2 separate regions of the Homo sapiens genome follow, and region 2 is linked to region 1. A link is a loop called in an ENCODE intact Hi-C map of the cell type or tissue named here. Cell type or tissue: A673. All regions are shown on one strand. Links, peaks and the distances in the headings refer to the core of each region. The heading gives the core; the rest is flanking DNA.

What was found. A loop is a pair of places that touch in the nucleus more often than their neighbours do. Peaks named below come from ENCODE experiments on the same cell type or tissue, not always from the same donor. Only the 100,000 strongest peaks of a DNase experiment are listed, where the experiment ranks them.
Region 2: a loop joins it to region 1, with 38 times the contacts of the local background. A loop is called at or near these places in 4 of 110 quality-filtered maps.

What each region holds. Positions count from the first base shown.
Region 1 is chr11:68,638,120-68,647,928 of GRCh38, forward strand. No RefSeq gene overlaps it. Among named protein-coding and RNA genes, the nearest start is that of GAL, 42 kb to the right of the region's middle. In A673, for the core only: a CTCF peak has its summit at 5,634; a DNase peak (open chromatin) is centred at 5,652; H3K27me3 peaks cover 624 bases.
Region 2 is chr11:68,510,429-68,520,237 of GRCh38, forward strand. PPP6R3 (protein phosphatase 6 regulatory subunit 3) reads left to right here. Exons shown (of 24, transcript NM_001164161.2): 2 at 9,073-9,223. Among named protein-coding and RNA genes, the nearest start is that of PPP6R3, 55 kb to the left of the region's middle. RefSeq lists enhancers at 433-1,011, 1,012-1,589. In A673, for the core only: no CTCF peak of the experiment used is centred there; no DNase peak of the experiment used is centred there; H3K27ac peaks cover 503 bases.

The DNA of each region.
Region 1 (9,809 bases), core at 835-8,834:
AATCAGCCAAGCAGTTTTTCAGGCTCTTAGTATTCAGTGAAACCTTTATATCCCTTACGGTCCTCCGTCTTCAGGAAAAGTAGAACAGACTGAAGGTCTTTTAAAAACACAACTCACCAAGCTCAGCCACCAACTTAAAAAGGACTGGACAATACTTTTACCACTTTCCCTTCTCAGAAGTCAGACCTGTCCTCAGAATGCTACAAGGTACAGCCCATTTGAGCTCCTGTATAGACGCTCCTTTTTATTAGGCCCCAGTCTCATTCCAGACACCAGACCAACTTAGACTGTGCCCCCAAAAAACTTGTCATCCCTACTATCTTCTGTCTAGTCATACTCCTATTCACCGTTCTCAACTATTCATACATGCCCTGCTCTTGTTTACACTGCTGGTTTACACTGTTTCTCCAAGCCATCACAGCTGATATCTCCTGGTGCTATCCCCAAACTGCCACTCTTAACTCTGGAAGTAAATAAATAATCTTTGCTGACAGGACTATGCTGAATCTCCTTAGGCACTCTAATCAGATGTCCTAGGTCCTCCCAATTCTTAGACCTTTAATACCTGTTTTTCTCCTTCTCTTATTCCATTTAGTTTCTCAATTCATACAAAACTGTATCCAGGCCATCACCAATAATTCTAAATGACAAATGTTCCTTCTAACAACCCCACAATATCACCCCTTACCACAAAATCTTCCTTCAGCTTCATCTCTCCCACTCTAGGTTCCCACACGGCCCCTAATCCCGCTCAAAGCAGCCCTGAGAAACATCGCCCATTCTCTCTCTCCATTCCACCCCCCAAAAATTTTTGCTGCCCCAACACTTCAACACTATTTTGTTTTATTTTTCTTATTAATATAAGAAGGCAGGAATGTCAGGCCTCTGAGCCCAAGCCAAGCCATGGCATCCCCTGTGACTTGCACGCATACGCTCAGGTGGCCTGAAGTAACTGAAGAATCACAAAAGAAGTGAATATGCCCTGCCCCGCCTTAACTGATGACATTCCACCACAAAAGAAGTGAAAATGGCCTGTTCCTGCCTTAACTGATGACATTATCTTGTGAAATTCCTTCTCCTGGCTCATCCTGGCTGAAAACCTCCCCCACTGAGTACCTTGTGACCCCCACTCCTGCCCGCCAGAGAACAACCCCCCTTTGACTGTAATTTTCCTTTACCTACCCAAATCCTATAAAACGGCCCCACCCCATCTCCCTTCACTGACTCTTTTTGGACTCAGCCCGCCTGCACCCAGGTGATTAAAAGCTTTATTGCTCACACAAAGCCTGTTTGGTGGTCTCTTCACATGGACGCACATGAAAGTGGTGATGCACACCTGTCATCCCAGCTACTCCCGGGGCTGAAGCTGGATCACTTGAGCCCTGGGGTTCCAGGCTGCACTGAGCTGTGATCACACAACTGCACTCCAGCCTGGGCAACAGAGCAAGACCCTGTCTCTAACAAATAGAATAAAAAGGCAATTGCTAGGCCAGGCATGGTGGCTCATGCCTATAATCCCACCACTTTGGGAGGCCAAGGTGGATGGATCACCTGAGGCCAGGAGTTCAAGACCAGCCTGGCCAACATGGAAAAAACCCATCTCTACTAAAAATACAAAAAAAAAAAAAAAAAAAAAAAAAGCTGGGCATGGTGGTGTGTGCCTGTAATCCCAGATTCTCAGGAGGCTGAGGCGGGAAAATCGCTTGAACCTGGGAGATGGAGGTTGCAGTGAGCCGACATTTCACTCCAGCCTGGGTGACAGAGCAAGACTCCGTCTCAATTGCTGCATCTTGAGTCTCCTATTGTTGCTGTTGTGAGACCTTGGTTCTCATCTTCTTAGTTTAAAATAATTTAAACAAGAGACACACAGCAGAGGAGAGGTAACAGAGTAATTTATTGCAAAAGAAAAAGAATATTCTGAAAGTTAGATGCCGAATAGACAGTACACCCTGAGAGAGAGAATTCGGGGTGGGCTGCTTGTGAGGATGAGACAGCAAAGACTGGGACTAGGTGTGAGAAACAAACTCGCCTGTCCAAACCCAAAGGATGGACTCAAGAGACCCGGAGAACAGCGGAAGTGGGACTCTTAATGATGGTCTTGTAAGCTCGGGTGTCTGATGAGTAGGCACACCCAGCACGGTTTCAACAAGCAATTTATCCCCTAGTGCACAGGTCTCTCCCCCGTTTCCTCATAGGCTGAGTACTACGGGTCACAGTCTTCCCAGACATCGCCTATCAGTTGTTGGGTTGGGGCTGTAGGTGTTTTATTTTGGGGGGTTGTCCTGCTGCATTTTGTTGCAGCCCAAGCATCTTCCATGGAAGAGGCACTGAACCACCAGGCAGACAAGATCACTCAACCCACTGATGGGAGCCAGCCTTAGTGGCTACACCAACCCAACAAAGACAGGCACATGGACGGAGCGGCCACAGCTGAGACAGAGGGCAGGCATGAGGCCAACAGTGTGGACTGCAACCTCCCAAAACCATCTGGCTCCTTCTCTTATCTGAATGTCCAACCTGCCAGCAACAGGAGACCAGCATCCCACTGCCAGTGTGGCCCAGGTTCACAGGAGACCAACCAGCCACTTGACAGCAAGTGGACCCACTGGGCCTCTTTCATTCTGGAAAGGCCAGTGGTTTGCACAAAAATAGACATCTCTTCTAGGTAGGAGTTTGTCTTTCCTGGCTCCAGGGCCTCAGTTGGCATCACTGTCCAAGCGCTTAAGGAATGTCCTGTTCATCGGCGTAGAAGGGCTCACAACATCACTTCTGATCAGGGAAGCCACTTTGCAGTGAAGGAGATGTGGGAAAGGGTCTGTGTCCCTAGGATCTACTCATTGCGTCTCATTGTTCGGAAGCTGCTGGACTGGCTGGGTGTTGGAGTGGCCTCCCACACGGAGAGCTGAAGCAATGCCCTGTAACTACAGGCCCCGTCATCCCGGATGGCATGGGGACATTGAGTCAGAGGCCTTCATATGGCACTGTGTTCTCAGCAGAAAGCACACATAGGTCTGGGAGCTGAGGGGTGGGAGCAGGGCGGCCCACTCAGCATCACTCCTGGTCACCCCTGTTTGTGTTTTCCATCTCCCCAGTCTTGGCTCTGCAAGGTTAGCGGTTCTGGTTCCAAAGGAGGTGTTTGCTTGCCAGAGGACAGAACTACAAGCTGTAGCTTCCACCAGGGTACTGCAGGCTCCTTTTGGCCCAGCCAGCAAGCCGTAAGAGGAGCCACCCTCTTAGTGGGGGTGGCTGGCCCTGAGCAGCAGGGGGACATGGGGGCTGCTGTCACCTGAGAGCAGGCGGCAGAGAGGAATACATGTGGGACTCAGACACCCGACGTGGGCAGGTGCTTCTTGGCACCCCCTCTTCCGATTATGACCGGAAATGGATCTGAATAGCAACTCTGACCCCAAAAGGGCATGGTTAGCAGGGACTCACAGGGGCTCACAGTCTTCAGGAACATAGGGCTTGGGTCCAGCCACCAGATGCACCTGATGCCAACAGGAGACAGCTGAGCGCCAGGGCAATTTAGAACAGAAAGTAGAGGCGGGGACAAGAGGGACCACTGTGTTCCCAGATGAACGCAGTTGGCTATGGGGCTGTCATTTTTTCCATTAATTTCCCTCTTCTAAATACACAGAGAGAGGGGCCCTGGAAGGGTGGTTTCCCACATGTGTGGAAAAGGGGATCCGGCCAGTGCAAGGGCGGATAATGGCAGACACAGGGTAGAATCAGACCTCCTTAGACAGAGGATGCTCTGCCCAGCAGCTGCGAGGCATGTGGTCAGGGGCAGCCCCCAGCTGCCAGCTCCCCCAGGGTTTGCCTTCCCAGCTCAGCACAGCCAGGGACTGAGCAAGGCAGCAGGACCAAGGTCACTCTCTTATGGGGCGCTCCCCCCAAGTGCTAAGCCCAGCCATCTCAGGCCAGCACGGGGCTGTTCTGCTGGCCAGCCTTCACCCTGCACTCCTGGCTGGGCGGGGAGCCTTTCTCGGATCTGAGTTGTGGATTGCAGCATCCCTGCCCGACCCTTCTCCCCAACGAAGCTTCGCACTGCCAACGCCGTCCGCGAATTTCCACGGCACATCAAAGAGGGCAAAAAATGAGGGGAAGGAGGGCAAAGAACACAGAGACAGTGGGCGGCGGGTCCAGACCCACATCTGTGTAACTGAATTCACTTCATTAGATATAAATGGAGGCCGGGCATGGTGGCTCACACCTGTCATCCCAGCATTTTGGGAGGCTGAGGCGGGCAGATCACCTGAGGTCAGGAGTTCAAGACCAGCCTGGCCAACATGGCAAAACCCCGTCTCTACTAAAAATACAAAATTAGCCAGGCGTGGTGGCAGGGGCACCTGTAATCCCAGATACTCAGGAGGCTAAGACAGGAGAATTGCTTGAACCCAGGAGGCAGAGGTTGCAGTGAGCCCATATTGCACCACTGCACTCCAGCCTGGGTGAGAGTGAGACTCCATCTCAAAATATATATATATAGACAAAATGCTCCAATTAAAAACAAATATTGTAACATTGAGTAAAATATTATATTCGATCGTATGCTACTTATAAGAGACACGCACATAGAAAGTCACAGAAGGGCTGAAGGGGACTGAAATCATACGCCACGAAGATGCTAAATGAGCAGAGCTGATGTGGCACTATTAACTACTGACACCAAAGGAGGCTGCGAGGGAAGAAGAGTTACCAGAGTAAAATACAGACATTTCATCAGCATTAAGAGGGCCAGTCCACCTGGACCATGTAACAGTTCTAAATGTGTGTACACCTAATAAACCTGGTCTTAGAACACAAAGCAAAATCTTACAGATGTAAAAGGAGTGGGAAATTAGGATGTAGACATCTGGGTGAGGGCCATTATCCTGCCTACAACCTATGGGTTAGTTTTCTCAGATGTAAATCATACCACAGCCAGGCATGGTGGCTCATGCCTGTAGTCCCAGCTACTTGGGAGGCTGAGGTGGGAGGATTGCTTGTGCCCAGGAGTCGGAGGCTGCAGTGAGTCGTGATCATGCCACTGCACTCCAGCCTGGGCAACAGAGCGAGACCCTGACCCTAAAAATAAGTAAATGATAAATAAATAAAATCATACCACAGTAAAATTGATCTTCTCTTTTTCAAAGTGACCGAAATCCTCTTGGAAATGTAGAAACACTCCTTGATAATCTTTGCCATGAAATGAAAGCTACCAACTCTCTCGGAAGCATTAAGAAGAAGCACACTTCTTCACAAAGTAGACAGCACACGGCAGAGTGGGGGCCAGAAGACGTGGCTCACCTCAATGCCTGCCTTGTTCTAGAATTTTTTTTTTTTTTTGAGTAACAGCTCTTCATTTTAAGAAACTGGAAAAAGAACAACAAAATATACCAAAAGAAACTCAGAAAAAAGATAAGATACAAAGATAAAAAGCTGCAAATGTGGAAAGAATAAAGTGAGACATTATAGAACAGCTTTGAAAGCTGCATACAGGTATTTAAGGCTGTATGCACCCTGATGCACAGCAGCGTTATTCATCGGGCAAAAAAAACCCATCAAACCATGAAACAAAAACACCCACCGCCTGGGGAGCACTGGATGCCGCGGAGTTTTATGCAGCTTTTAAAAAGAATGATTTGAACGTCTGGTTAAGGTGGCGCTGTGCATTCACACTTCGGCCCTTCGTCTCCACAGACAAGATAAACACAGCACATTCGACATGGCCCGGAGGAATGATCCATGGCCTCGACAAAGAGAAAACTAAGAAGACATTGCTGGGCTCAGAAGGAAAGTAAACATCTCCCAGGACCAGATGTGGAGTAGATGGGAGTTGGAGAGAAGCTGAAGCCCAGGCCCAGCACCAGGCTGGGGGCCCAGGTGCTACGGAGGTCCCAGCCATTAACAGAGCTTCGTGCAGGTGGGCAGCTGGAGCCAGGGGGGCTCACTCTCTTGTGAAACAGGCAGAAAAACAGGCCAAACTCTGCTGGGGGCTGCAGCCTTTAGGGAGCAGCTGGTCTCCCGAGGCAAAAGGACACACACGTTGTGGAGGCCAGGAACTGGACCAGCCTGTCGGGGGCTTGGTAACTCCATCCAGAACATCCTCAGGGTCTCCACAAGGCAGACACAGCACAGTACCACAGGAGATGGCTGGGACAAAGAACCAGGAGCTGGAGGGGTGAGGCGGTAGGGGGGCAGCAATCCTGAAACAATGAGAACAGGGAAGAGAAAGAAAAGTCATACCAGCTCGGAAGAGCTTGCAAACCGATGTTCCAAAACACGCCCAGAATTCTAATGTTCACAAAGTTATCCAGTCAATAATTAGAATCCACTGCAGATGAAATTAATTTTGTAGAATAGTCTGATAAAGACTAAAATAAATGTGCTTGGAAGGCTCAAGGAGAGAAATGAAGAAACCTAGAACTGAAGATACGGTTCCCCAAACAGGAAGGAAGGAAAGAAGGAAGGAAGGAAGGAAAGAAGGAAGGAAGGAAAGAAGGAAGGAAAGAAGGAAGGAAGGAAAGAAGGAAGGAAGGAAAGAAGGAAGGAAGGAAGGAAAGAAGGAAGGAAGGAAGGAAAGAAGGAAGGAAGGAAAGAAGGAAGGAAGTAAGGAAAGAAGGAAGGAAAGAAAGGAAGGAAAGGAAGGAAGGAAGGAAAGAAGGAAGGAAGGAAAGAAGGAAGGAAAGAAGGAAGGAAGGAAAGAAGGAAGGAAAGAAGGAAGGAAAACAAAAAGCTTAAAAAGAACCAATTAGAAATCTTGAAAATAAAAAATGGTCACTGAAATAAAAAACGCGCCTCAATAGACAGGCTAAACTCTAGACTAGACATAGGTGGAGAGCTGATGAATTGGAAGCCAGTGCTGAGAAATTCAGCCAGAACCCTGCATAAAGAGAAAAAAGTTCTGAGAGGAGGGAAGGGCTGCTACGCAGTCTGAGGAGAGATCCAGAAGACCATGGAGAAGCAGTATTTGAAAAAATATTAGCCCTGAATTTTGCAGAATTAGGGAAAGGCATGACTCCTCAGCTTGAAGCTGGGGTTTGAATACAAAGTAGGATAAAGGATAGTCTCAACCCTTGCCCAGTTGTCACTGGATATCAGAGACAAAATGCCATTTTCCAGAAAGTGTGTAAAACGTGGTCTCATTAAAGAAAGAACAAGTGAGCACAGGGCACATCCTCCGGAAGATTCTATGATGGTGTGAGCCTGGGGTGAGCACAGAACACACGGCAGGTGGTTCGTCTGGGTTCCTAGGGGAGGACGGCAGGGCTGGAGGGGACCCAAAACAAAGCCCAGAAGCCGCCCAACCATGTGAAATCATGAAATGTGGTAACTACTTAAAAATGTGGGCCAGGCGCAGTGGCTCACACCTGTAATCCCAGCACTTTGGAAGGCCAGGGTGGGCAGATCATGAGGTTAGGAGTTCGAGACCAACCTGGCCAATATGGTGAAACACCATCTCTACTAAAAATACAAAAATTAGCCAGGTGTAGTGGCAGGTGCCTGTAATCCCAGCTACTCGGGGAGGCTGAGGCAGCAGAATTGCTTGAACCTGGGAGGCAGAGGTTGCAGTGAGCTGAGATTGCGCCATTGCACCCCAGCCTGGGTGACAGAGCGAGATTCTGTCTCAAAAAAAAAAAAAAAAAAGTGTAGTTACAGCTGGGCATGGTGGCTCATGCCTGTAATCTCAGCACTTTGTGAAGCTGAGGCGGGTGGATCACTTGAGGTCAGGAGTTCAAGACCAGCCTGGCCAACATGGCAAAACTCCATCGCTACTAAAAATACAAGCATTAGCCAGGTGGGGTGGTATTAGCCTGTAGTCCCAGCTACTCATGAGGCTGAAGCAGGAGAATCGCTTGAACCCAGGAGGTGAAGGTTGCAGTGAGCCAAGATTAGACCGCTGCACTTCAGCCTGGGCCACAGAGCAAGACTCTGTCTCAAAACAAACAAACAAAAAAACAAAGTGTAGTTACTGAAACATCAAGTATCGGCATACTTTCTTTAGCATCTCTTGCAGTGAAAATCAGCTGGAAAAGAATTCTCCCAGCTTTTGTTTACCTGAAAAGGTCTTTCTTTGGCTTTCATTTTTGTAGAACAGTTTCACTGGAAATAATCATGATGACAGCTTTCATTTTCTTCCGGCACTTTGCATATGTTGTTTCATTTTCCTCCAGGCACATATTGTTGTTCCCCTGTATATAATGTATTGTTTTTATTCTCTTGCAGTTTTCAAGCTTCTCTGTTTGTCGTTGGGTTTTAGTAGCTTGTCTACGATGTGTCGAGGTTTTTGTCTGTTTGCTTTATCTGACTTGAGGTTCACTGAGCTTCCCGAATCTTCAAGTTAATGTTTTTAATCAAATCTGGGAAATTTTAAGCCATTATTTCATCAAATATATGTATTTTTCCTTTCTTTTCTTCTCTCCTCTCCTTCTGGGATTCCAATTACATGCATGTTGGACTGCTTGATACAGTCTTGTGGGTCTCTCAGGATATATTTCTTTTTCTTGGTAAAAAATGAAGTCTTTTTTCTCTATGTTCTTTGCATTAAATACATTTTATTGACCTATCTTCAAGGTCATGGATTTTTTCTCCTACTGTCTCCAATAAGCTATTGAGCCTATCCAGTGAAATTTTTATTTCTGTTGTTTTAATTTTCAGCTTGAAGAATTTCCATTTGATTCTTTTTTGTAGCTTCCATTTCTTTGTTGAGGTTCCCCTCTGTTTATTCATTAAGACTATATTTTACTTTAATTATCTGATCATATTTAAAATAGCAGCTTTGAAGTCTTTGTCTATGAAATCTAACCTTTGGGTCCATTCAGAATCCACTTCTATTCACTGTCTTTTTCCTAAATATGGATCATACATTCTTGTTTCTTTGTATGTCTAGTTATTTTTTGTTGGTAACTGGACATTGTAGGTAGTATTTTGTAGCAACTTTGGATTCTGTTATGTTCTTCTGAAGATTGTTGGGTTTTGTTCCAGTAGGCAGTTAACTTGCTTGATCTGAAACTGTAGAGTCTGCCTCCTCCACAGTGTGTAGTGGCTGATGTCTCTGCTCAGCTTTTCAACTTCCAGCTGTAGTCTTTGTAGCCAACCCTTTGCACCCGTATGCTCAATATTTAGCCAAGGATTTGAGCAGAGTTTATGTTCAGATTTGGCAGCTCACCCTCTCTGTAGTTCCCTTGCTTTGGGGGTTCACCCTTAATTTTCCAGCTGCTCAGCCAGCCCTACACTTTGTCTTCTGACACCTCAAACCAATAAGGATTCAACTTTCTGCCATGCATGCTGTGCATGATTTGGGGAATACATGCACTCAAAGGAGCAGAAAACTCACGAATATCACCTAGTCCTCTTATATCTTTCAGGGTAGACTCCTCTCTCATATCTCCCTCATTTTTCACCAAGCTTCCTCAAGTCTCTGATACGTGTTTGTAGTTTGATGGCCATCCAAGGATTGGGGCAGAGTTTAGACTCAGATTTGGGTCTCACCCCTTCTACAGCTCTCTTGTTTCAGGATTTCTTCCCTACATTTCCAGCTCCTCTGCCAGCCTTGTCCTCTGTATTCTCCCACCTTGAGCTTGGAAGACTGTGGCGCCATGGCCATGACTGTGGGGTTAGGAGCGTGCTGAGGCAAAGGGCTGGCCTTTAATTGCCTGCATCAGGTCATCATTGGCTGTGATTTCCGTCAGCTGAGGGCACTTCTGTATTGAGGGGAAAGCAGTGAGAGGTTAACAGCCAATGTTCACAGCAGCTGGGGGCTAGGGTGTACTAGGCTGGTCTAGGAGATTTGGGCAGGTACCAGTGGTAGTGAGAAAGAGTCCGTT
Region 2 (9,809 bases), core at 1,229-9,228, 130 kb before region 1:
TGGGCAAGTGATCTTCCTGTCTCAGCCTCTCGAGTAGCTGGGACCACAGGCGTGTGCTACCATGCTTGGCTGATTTTTAAAATTTTTGTAGAGAATGGGGTCTTGCCATGTTACCCAGGCTGGTCTCGAACTCCTGGGCTCAGGTGATCCTCCTGCCTTGGTCTCTCAAAATGTTGTGATTATAGGCATGAGCCCCAGCATTTTTTCTTAAAAACTTCTAGGTTTTTCTTTAAACTAAAGCTTTATATGTCCATATTTTGGAGTCAACTATTCTAGATTGGGTAAGACAAACAGGAGTCCTTAAGTATCCCACTCTCTTTTTTTCCCTTTCCTGGAGATAGTGTAATACTTTGGACTGTTTTAACCAGTTAAAAATACTTATTTACCTCCATATGTCTGAAGACTGTATTTGAAGGGTTCATACTTGTGTGTATACTTTCTGATTTTTTTAGTTCTAACCAGTGTCTATTGATTTTCTGACATGGAAGATAAGGATTGGCTCTCTCTTCTCTCCTTTACTGCACCTTCATCCCTGTTTTCTCTCTTCCCTATCCACCCAATAGAGGTTTGTTAACATTTTGGTTAAATCACTATTTAGTTTTTTCATTACAACCACGTATACTACATTACGACCATGCATACTTTTTTTTTTTTTTTGAGGCGGAGTCTCGCTCTGTCGCCCAGGCTGGAGTGCAATGGTGTGATCTCAGCTCACTGCAACCTCTGCCTCCCGGGTTCAAGCGAATCTCCTGCCTTAGCCTCCTGAGTAGCTGGGATTAAGGCACGCGCCACCACGTCCGGCTAATTTTTGTATTTTTAGTAGAGACGGGGTTTCGCCATGTTGGTAAGGCTGGTCTCAAACTCCTGACCTTGTGATCCGCCCGCCTTGGCCTCCCAAAGTGCTGGGATTACAGGCATGAGCCACCGCGCCCGGCCCATGTATACTATTTATAGCTGTTAAATGGTATAAATTACAAATACTTTCCTTTCCTAAACAACTTTTGGTTTCCTCTGGAAATGTGTTACTGTGTTAGAGTGTGTGTGTGTGTGTGTGTGTGTGTGTGTGTTTTGAGTTGGAGTCTCACCCTGTTGCCCAGGCTGGAGTGCAGTGTCGCGATCTCAGCTCATGGCAACCTCTGCCTCCTGGGTTCAAGTGATTCCCCTGCCTCAGCTTCCTGAGTAGCTGGGATTACAGGTGTGTGCCACCACACCTGGCTAATTTTTGTATTTTTAGCAGAGACGGGGTTTCGCCATGTTTGCCAGGCTGGTCTTAAACTCCTGACTTCAGATGATCCACCCGCCTCGGCCTCCCAAAGTGCTGGGATTACAGGCATGAGCCACTGCGCCCAGCCGTGTGTGTGTGTGTGTGTGTGTGTGTTTTTTAAATGTACTTATCACTAATTTAGCCTCAGACTTTTAGCCAGTTACATATTCAGATCTTCCCTCATCTTTATCCTTTTGAAGGAATCTTTCTAGTTTGGACTGCTGGCTCTCCCATTCTGTGACCTTGGGGGTTCTTTTTACCTCTTTCTCCCCATTGGATCTCCTATTCCTGTGTTCTGTGTTACCTTGTTGCTCTCCTTAGTTTTAGTGGAGCATAGTTGCCAGTAGTTTTCAGTGAGAAAGGTGTATAGGAGCTAGACCTGTTGAGACTGTGTGTCTTTCTGTGTACTCGTGGTTGATAAAGTTTGACTGTGTATATGCTTTTGGATTGGAAATAGTTTTCCTTCTATATTAGTCTGCTCAGGGTTGCCATAACAAAATATCATAGGCTGGGTGGCTTAAACAACAGAAATTTATTTTCTCACATTCTGTAAGCTAGAAGTTCAAGATCAAGCTTCTTGACAATTTGGTTTCTAGAGAGTGGCCTCTTTCTGGTTTAGAGACACCATCTCTTCTCACATGTGGTGCCAATCATCATACCAGATGACACAGTCTGGAGCACCATAATCCCAAATGTTGGAATACCTAAAGATCAGAATCCCTGAAGATCAAAATCCTTAAAGATCATAATCTCTAAAATCCTGAAAATCACAAAAGATTAAAATCCTGAGTGTTGAAGCCCTGAAAGCCAATTACCGGGGAAGGGACAGTATGTTTTTGGTTGTGCGTAGGATAGTTGCATCACGTTAGACGGAACTATTACCTTGTTATTGTCTTTATTCGTAAATTAAGTATGGTTTAAGGAGATGCGTGTGGGTGCCAGGTTGACAATAGGTGGACTTGTGGACTCAGTTTTAGATGACACCTTAACTAAGGAGTACCTAGAAACCTGGTGAAACATTAGGTTTTGGGTGTGTCTGTGAGAGTGTTTTCAGAGGAGATGGAAAAATTCTCAAACAGCATCTAAACGCACTTGCTTAATCACAAAACGTCAGGTATGAATGTCTGCCCTTACAAACCTTTTGTGCTGGCATTGTACAAGTGCTTGTCCATTCCTGTTATTAGTTATTATCCCTATTTTGTAATTGATAATACCTCACTCACTAATGCGTGAGTCTGAGTGGGCTGCGGGGAAGATCTGCCCTCAGTGTTGGCAGGTACCATCCAATCAACCAGGGTCCAGACTCTTCTGCTGCCTTGGATGTGAGAAATCCAGGGTTGCCAGCCTTTGGACTCCACGATATACACCAGCAGCCCCCTTGGGTCCTGAGGCTTTTGTGGACTGAGTTAGAGACCACTGGCGTCCCTGGTTCTCAGGCCCTTTGGACTTGGATTGAACCTCGTTACCGGCATCCCGGGGGTCTTCAGCTTGCCTGTCATGGGACTTCCCAGCACCATAATCGTGTGAGCTCATTCCCCGCATAAATCCCCTCTCATGTATCTGTATACATATCTTACCAGTTCTGTCTTGCTGGAGAAGCTTAATACAAATCTGGTATTGGGGAAGTCAAATATTCCTTCTTACTGTGTTTCTTAAAACACAATGGAACAGATCTGTGAAATTGTTCCCTTGCAAAAAGGCTGTGATAAGTGTATGAGGCTACGTAATGGTGAAAGATAAAAATGTTAAAGTTAATTATTATTGGGGCTATGAAAGCAGAAAATTGCTTAATTGCAACAGCTGGACATAACAGACTTTGAAACAGACAGCATGTACTTAAAGAGTTTGAAGACCACAACCACTCTTCAAATACAAGTGCAACAGGTGTTTCGAAGATCATAGACGTAGTGAAGACAGACAAAAACTACAAGAAATCTCTTCTGCCAAATTATTCAGTCCTATAAGACTTCTGCCCATTCACACATAGCGCCAGTTTGCTATGCTATATATTTAGTCTTCACATCATATTCAATACTGGTGGTATAAGTTGTATATATTGTTTTTGTTTTATGCGTTTTTTGCACATTTGACTCCACAAAAGTACATTTTTAGTGTTGACTTTGTGTGTAAGCGTTGTACATATGTGTAAAACAGTTGAAACTTCCTCAGTAAATGAAGAGATGTCCTTTTTTGTATATCTGCATTTGTGAAAGATAAAATTAAAGATCTTAGCTCTCTGAGCAACTGCATATGTGATGTTGATCCATCGTGGTTTTTGGTAGATCTCATCAAAAGACATAGGTTGTAGATGACTGCAGTTGTAAAGCTGATTGCATACAATTACCACCCGTAGTTATACGCATTTTAATGTATGTACGAATGAATGAATGAAACAAGGTCTTGCTTTGTCACCCAGGCTGGAGTGCAGTGGCGTGATCATATCTCTCTGTAACCTCAAACTCCTGGGCCTTAAGTGACCCTCCTGCCTTAGCCTGTTGAGTAGCTAGGACTGCAGGTGCTTGCTCCAAAGTCCAGCTAATGAAAAAAACTTTTTTTTTTGTAGGGGTGGGATCTCACTGTGTTGCCCAGCTGGTCTTGAACTGGCCTTAAGCATTCCACCCGTCAGAGCCTCCCAAAGCTCTGGGATCTCAAGCCTGAGCCACCATGCTGGCTGTTATATGCATTTATGCATTTTGCTTTTTTTTTTAACCTATTTCTTTATGAATGTAGTTTGTCTGCTCATGACTGTTAGTCTACCCATGTGACTGTCATTATTAGACTTGAATTATACCTTGTATCCTTGCAAAAATATGCATGTGATTATTGCCTATTTTATTGTGTAAAGTGACCTATGACGTATTCTCTCATTTTTTTTATGTTTCTCAAATCCCCCTTTATTTTTTATTTTTTGAGACGGAGTCTTGCTCTGACGCCCAGGCTGGAGTACAGTGGTGTGATCTCGGCTCACTGCAACTTCTGTCTCCCAGGTTCAAGTGATTCTCCTGCCTCAGGCTCCCAAGTAGCTGGGATTACAGGTGTGCACCGCCACGCCCAGCTAATTTTTGTATTTTTAGTAGAGACGGGGTTTCGCCATGTTGGCCAGGCTGGTCTTGAACTCCTGACCTCAGGCGATCCACCTGCCTTGGCCTCCCAAAGTGCTGGGATTACAGGAGTGAGCCACCATGCCTGGCCTGAAATCCCCCTTTGAAAATAGAAATACATGTCTTCTGAAAGTTTTTTTAAATTATTTTTTTCCAGAATTATATTTTTGGGATTTTGATCTTTTGGGATTGTAATTTTCAGGATTTTAGACTTTAGGGCTTTTGATCTTTCAGGCTCAGAAGGAAAGAAAACATCTCCCAGGACCAGATGTGGAGTAGATGGGAGTTGGAGAGAAGCTGAAGCCCAGGCCCAGCAACAGGCTGGGGGCCCAGGTGCTTCGGGGGTCCCAGCCATTAACAGAGCTTCGTGCAGGTGGGCAGCTGGAGCCAGGGGGGCTCACTCTCTTGTGAAACAGGCAGAAAAACAGGCCAAACTCTGCTGGGGGCTGCAGCCTTTAGGGAGCAGCTGGTCTCCTGAGGCAAAAGGACACATACTTTGTTGAGGCCAGGAACTGGACCAGCCTGTCGGGGGCTTGGTAACTCCATCCAGAACATCCTCAGGGTCTCCACAAGGCAGACACAGCACAGTACCACAGGAGATGGCTGGGACAAAGAACCAGGAGCTGGAGGGGTGAGGCGGTAGGGGGGCAGCAATCCTGAAACAATGAGAACATAGAGAAGAGAAAGAAAAGTCATACCAGCTCGGAAGAGCTTGCAAACCGATGTTCCAAAACACGCCCAGAATTCTAATGTTCACAAAGTTATCCAGTCAATAATTAGAATCCACTGCACATGAGCATTCAGCATTCGGGATTGTGGCATTCAGGATTGTGTCTTTCGAGATTATGACCCAGACTTTCTCAACATGGCCTTTCCTTGGGTTCATGTGCACGTGGTGTCTCATAAGGACACTAATCCTGTCAATTCAGGGTCCCACCCTTGTGACTCCATTTAACTGTAATTACTTCCTTTCTCCAAATATAACCATGCTGGGAGTTAGGACTTCAACATATGAGTGGAAGAGAGGGAGGACAGACATTCAGCCAGAACGGATCTCTTCAGAATTCTTTAGACATTGCCCCATTATCATTTTTTTATTGTAATAAAATACATATTAAAAAATTTACCATCTTAGCCTTTTTAAGTGTACAGTTAATAGTATACCTTCATAACATTGTGCAATCAGCACCGTCCTCCATCTCCTGTTCTGCTTTCTGGCTCTGATTTTGACTATTCTGAGTACCTCCAATAAGTTGGAATTACATAGTCTTCTGCCTTTATTCAAAATACATTTTTGTCATTTTTGTGACTGGCTTATTTGACTTGGCACGTCTTTATGGTTCATCTACATTGTAGCGTATATCAGAATTTCCTGTTCAAGACTGAATAATATTCCATTGTATGTATATACAGGTTAAAGCATCCCTAATTGGAAATTTCGAAATGCTTCAAAATCTGAAACTTTTTGAGTGCCAACACGATGCCACAAGTGGAAGTTTCCACACCTGACCTCATACAACACATGTGACCTCATGTGACTGGTTGCAGTCACAATATGGACACACAATACACAGTTAATTTAAAATATTGTGTAAAATTACCTTTAGGATATATGTATAAAGTATACTTTAAACACAACTGAATTATATGTTTAGATTTGGGCCCTATCCCAAGATATCTCATTATGTATATGCAGATATTTAAAAATGCAAAAAAATTGAAATCTGAAATACTTCTGGTCTCAAGCATTTTGGACAGGGGATACTCCGTCTCTACCATACTTCACTTGCCCATTCATCTGTTGATGGACACTTGGGTTGCTTCCATGTTTTAGCTGTTGTGAGTAATGCTGCCATGAACACAGGTACACAAATATCTTTTCAAGACCCTGCCTTCAGTTCTTTTGAGTGTAGAACCATAAGTGGACTTGCTGGGTCATATAGTAATTCTATTTTTAATTTTTTGAGGAATGAATGTTAACGGTTTTTCCACAGCTGCTGTACCATTTTGCATTCCCACCAATAGTGCGCAAGAGTTCCAGTTTCTCCACATCCTTATTGACACTTATTTCCTGTTTTTTTTTCTTCTTTTCCTATAGTAGCCATCCTAATGGATGTGATGTGTTACTTCACTTTTTTGTTTTCTGTTCTTGAGAAATCTGAAACTATTCAGATTTTTGGTTATGGAAGACCTAGGCTCTTCTTTGTGCCAGGGTCATGCCGTTTAACAGTGATGTTCCTTGGTATGGGTCTGTTTTAAGTAACGGTTTTGAGAATTATTTATCTGATTTCCTCTCTTCTGTTTTTTTGTTCTTTCTTTTTTTTTTTTTAGAACCCCTGTTGGTTGGATGTTGGAAAACGTTGCTAAAATGTTCCATTTTAGGCTTTCAATTTTCTTTCCTGTTTTCTGATGGTCTTTTCCTCTAACTTGCATTTTTCTGTTTGTTTTGCTGCTTTTTATGGTAGAGGCTTTCTGGAGGTGTCTGGTAATCCTTGGTTTTCATTCATATTTAAAAGTCAGGGATACACAACAGAGTTGGAGCATATGAAATTGACATTCCTTCCCAGCTTTGTTTGCTATAAAAGGACAGAGGAAGTGACAGCCTCAGTATCTATGAACGTACTTTGCTCTAAGACCTTCATTTTAAATTACATCCCCCACTAAAAGGAACCAAGACTCCTTGGAGAAATGGCAGATTTCAAAGCCGAACAGAGAATGCATAAGACAAATCCAGAACATGTTACATGAGGAAATAAGGAAGTGCTTGAGAACTATGAAAAGCACACAAGAGCATGCAGGAAGGGGCTCCCACTGGCCAAATGTGGGACAATTTGAACATCAGAATGAATAATGATGTTAATTGGCCAGGCACAGTGGCTCACACCTATAATCCCAGAACTTTGGGAGGCCAAGGCGGACGGATCACTTGAGGTCAGGAGTTTGAGACCAGCCTGGCCAACATGGTGAAATCCCGTCTCTACAAAAAATATAAAAATTAAGCAGGCATGTTGGCGGTTGCTTCTAATCCCAGCTACTCAGGAGGCTGAGGCAGGAGGATCACTTGAGCCCAGGAGGTGGAGGTTGCAGTGAGCTGAGATTGCACCACTGCACTCCAGCCTGGGCGAGAGAGCAAGACCCTGTCTTCAAAAAAAAAAAAAAAGTTAATAAAATACGAATCTATGAGTCCATACTGATGACATAAGGAAAGAATAAGTGGGGAGAAGGGAGCATCCCTCACTGAAGTTTGAATGTCAGGAGGAACAGTAGAGCCTCAAAAACCTCATCATTTTCATAACTGAATATCAATTGATTCAGACAAGAATTGCCAGTTGGCACTAAAACTACTGGATGAACGTTGTAAGAACATAGTCTCTTAAGTATTGTTCTACATATTATGAATTAATTACAAAGGAAAATCCTCAGTTTATAGTGAAGAAATCTGGCAAATATAATTTTAACCAAGTGATTGAAATTATCACCAATAATGGGGCAAATTGACATCATCTTGTCTCTTTCTGTGATGCTCCAGGAGAAACAAAGCTTCATTTATGTAGTACTACTGCCAGAAGCACATAACCCATATTCTTCAAAGATGTCAGTGAAATGAATGGAAAAAAACGTTGAACTGTTTCAGATGAGAGGAAATTAAGGAAATAGGACTTTAGATGTGATACATGATCCTAAATTGGAGGGAAGAGGGATTTGCCATACAGGACCTTTCTGTTTTGTCTAAGGACTCCAGCAGCACAGCCACATGGTCTGTTCTCATTTTAAGCAAAAATTTGGATGATTATACTTTTTGCAGTGTATAGTCAAAAACCACCTAACTGGTAAAATATTTTATTTTTAAAATTAAATATACTCGTTTTAATTTGCACCGAGGCCTGTTACTGTTATTTTTGTTGATTGATTTTAACAAATGTTTAACATTATTTATTATCTTACTTGAGGGAAAATGTTGCTATCACAATGTAGTATGAGTTTTATGGGGGAAAGGCATTAGATGAACAGCATTGTTTTGGAAATGCCTTGTAGATTGCATTCTTAGAGGATTTCTTTTTTTTTGGCCCTGTCAGGCTTCACTACTTAGAGGAATTCTAATTAGTTCAATGTCCACAGTTTAAGTCATTTTCCACAGTATTAAGCTATATATGAAGTGCATACCTTGAAAGATAATTTCTATTCTTTTCATGTGCAGTGTTTGGTTAATTGACACTAGAGACTGAATTTGAGTACAGCTAGAACTTCAGTGATCTTAATGTTCTACTCACGCTTCCTGATAAAACGTATTAAGTGGACTGCCAGGGGGCATTTAAAGGAAGGAAATTGTAAAATTTTAGTATTTTTTAGTAAAAGTGTGGTGCCTTTATAGTGGACCCTATGTTGGATAAGAATAGAATTGATGTTTTCAGAAGACAAAGGTAAGAATATGTATTTTTCTTCTTCACTCATTGATAGTGCTATTATGACATCTGTATTTACTTCTGAGATACTGTTTAGGGTAGGATAAAAGCTAAGGTAGAGAGATGACAGTGCTTTTTTTCTTATGTTCATATAGAAAAATTTTAGTGATTAACTAGAACTTTTTAATTCCCTGTGGTATAGTTCTGTGTGGCCCAAGACCCTGACCCAGTATGCTTTAATGGCAGCTATCATCACACCAAAAGAGAACATATGTGATTATCTGCTTTTTTTTTTCTTTTACAGGAGAGCTTGTTTCATATCCATATCCCACTGTATTCCTGCTAATCTGCTAATGCAGTAAATTGGAGGAAAACTGTTACCAGGATAACCTGTAATGGGCAAGGAGCCACAAAGAAGAAAACATTTCTTTTAATTTTTAAACTTGGTTTGAAAGGTAAGACCATTACGATTAGCAGGAGTTTCCTTCCATTAATGACATCAAGGAAAGCTGTGGTTCTATTGTGAGACCCTGGAGTCTTAGCAAACCAGGTGGAGACCAGTCTCTCTGAGCTAGGTACAATATGATTCTGTGGTACTGTGGTATTTTTAGGAAGTTAAATGACAGCCTCTTCAGTCTGCTTTGGTATATCTTAAATCTGCAGAACTCAAGGGATTCTAAGCTTATAGGGGGTTATTGAGAGGGGCGCCAATGACCAGCCAGGCCTAGTAAGCTGAAGTAGTAGCATGCAGAGAAAGACTCGCCGCCCAGGCCACTGCTTCCAGGGCACCGGGACTCTGTCTGTGTGTTTGTTTTTGTTTTATACCAGCGAAAGGACGTTTGACTTCTGGTCAGCCACTTTTGTCTTTCTGAGTCCTAATCTCCATCACTTTAGAAGTTTTTATTAAAGATTAGAGATTGAATTTGCATATTTGACTTTTGGCTCAGTTGGCATTTACTAGGAAGTGGTAGAAGTGGCGCAGTAGGTCCTTTTGGGGGACATGCAAACATAGTTAATCAAATTTCACTTGTCCCCATTGTA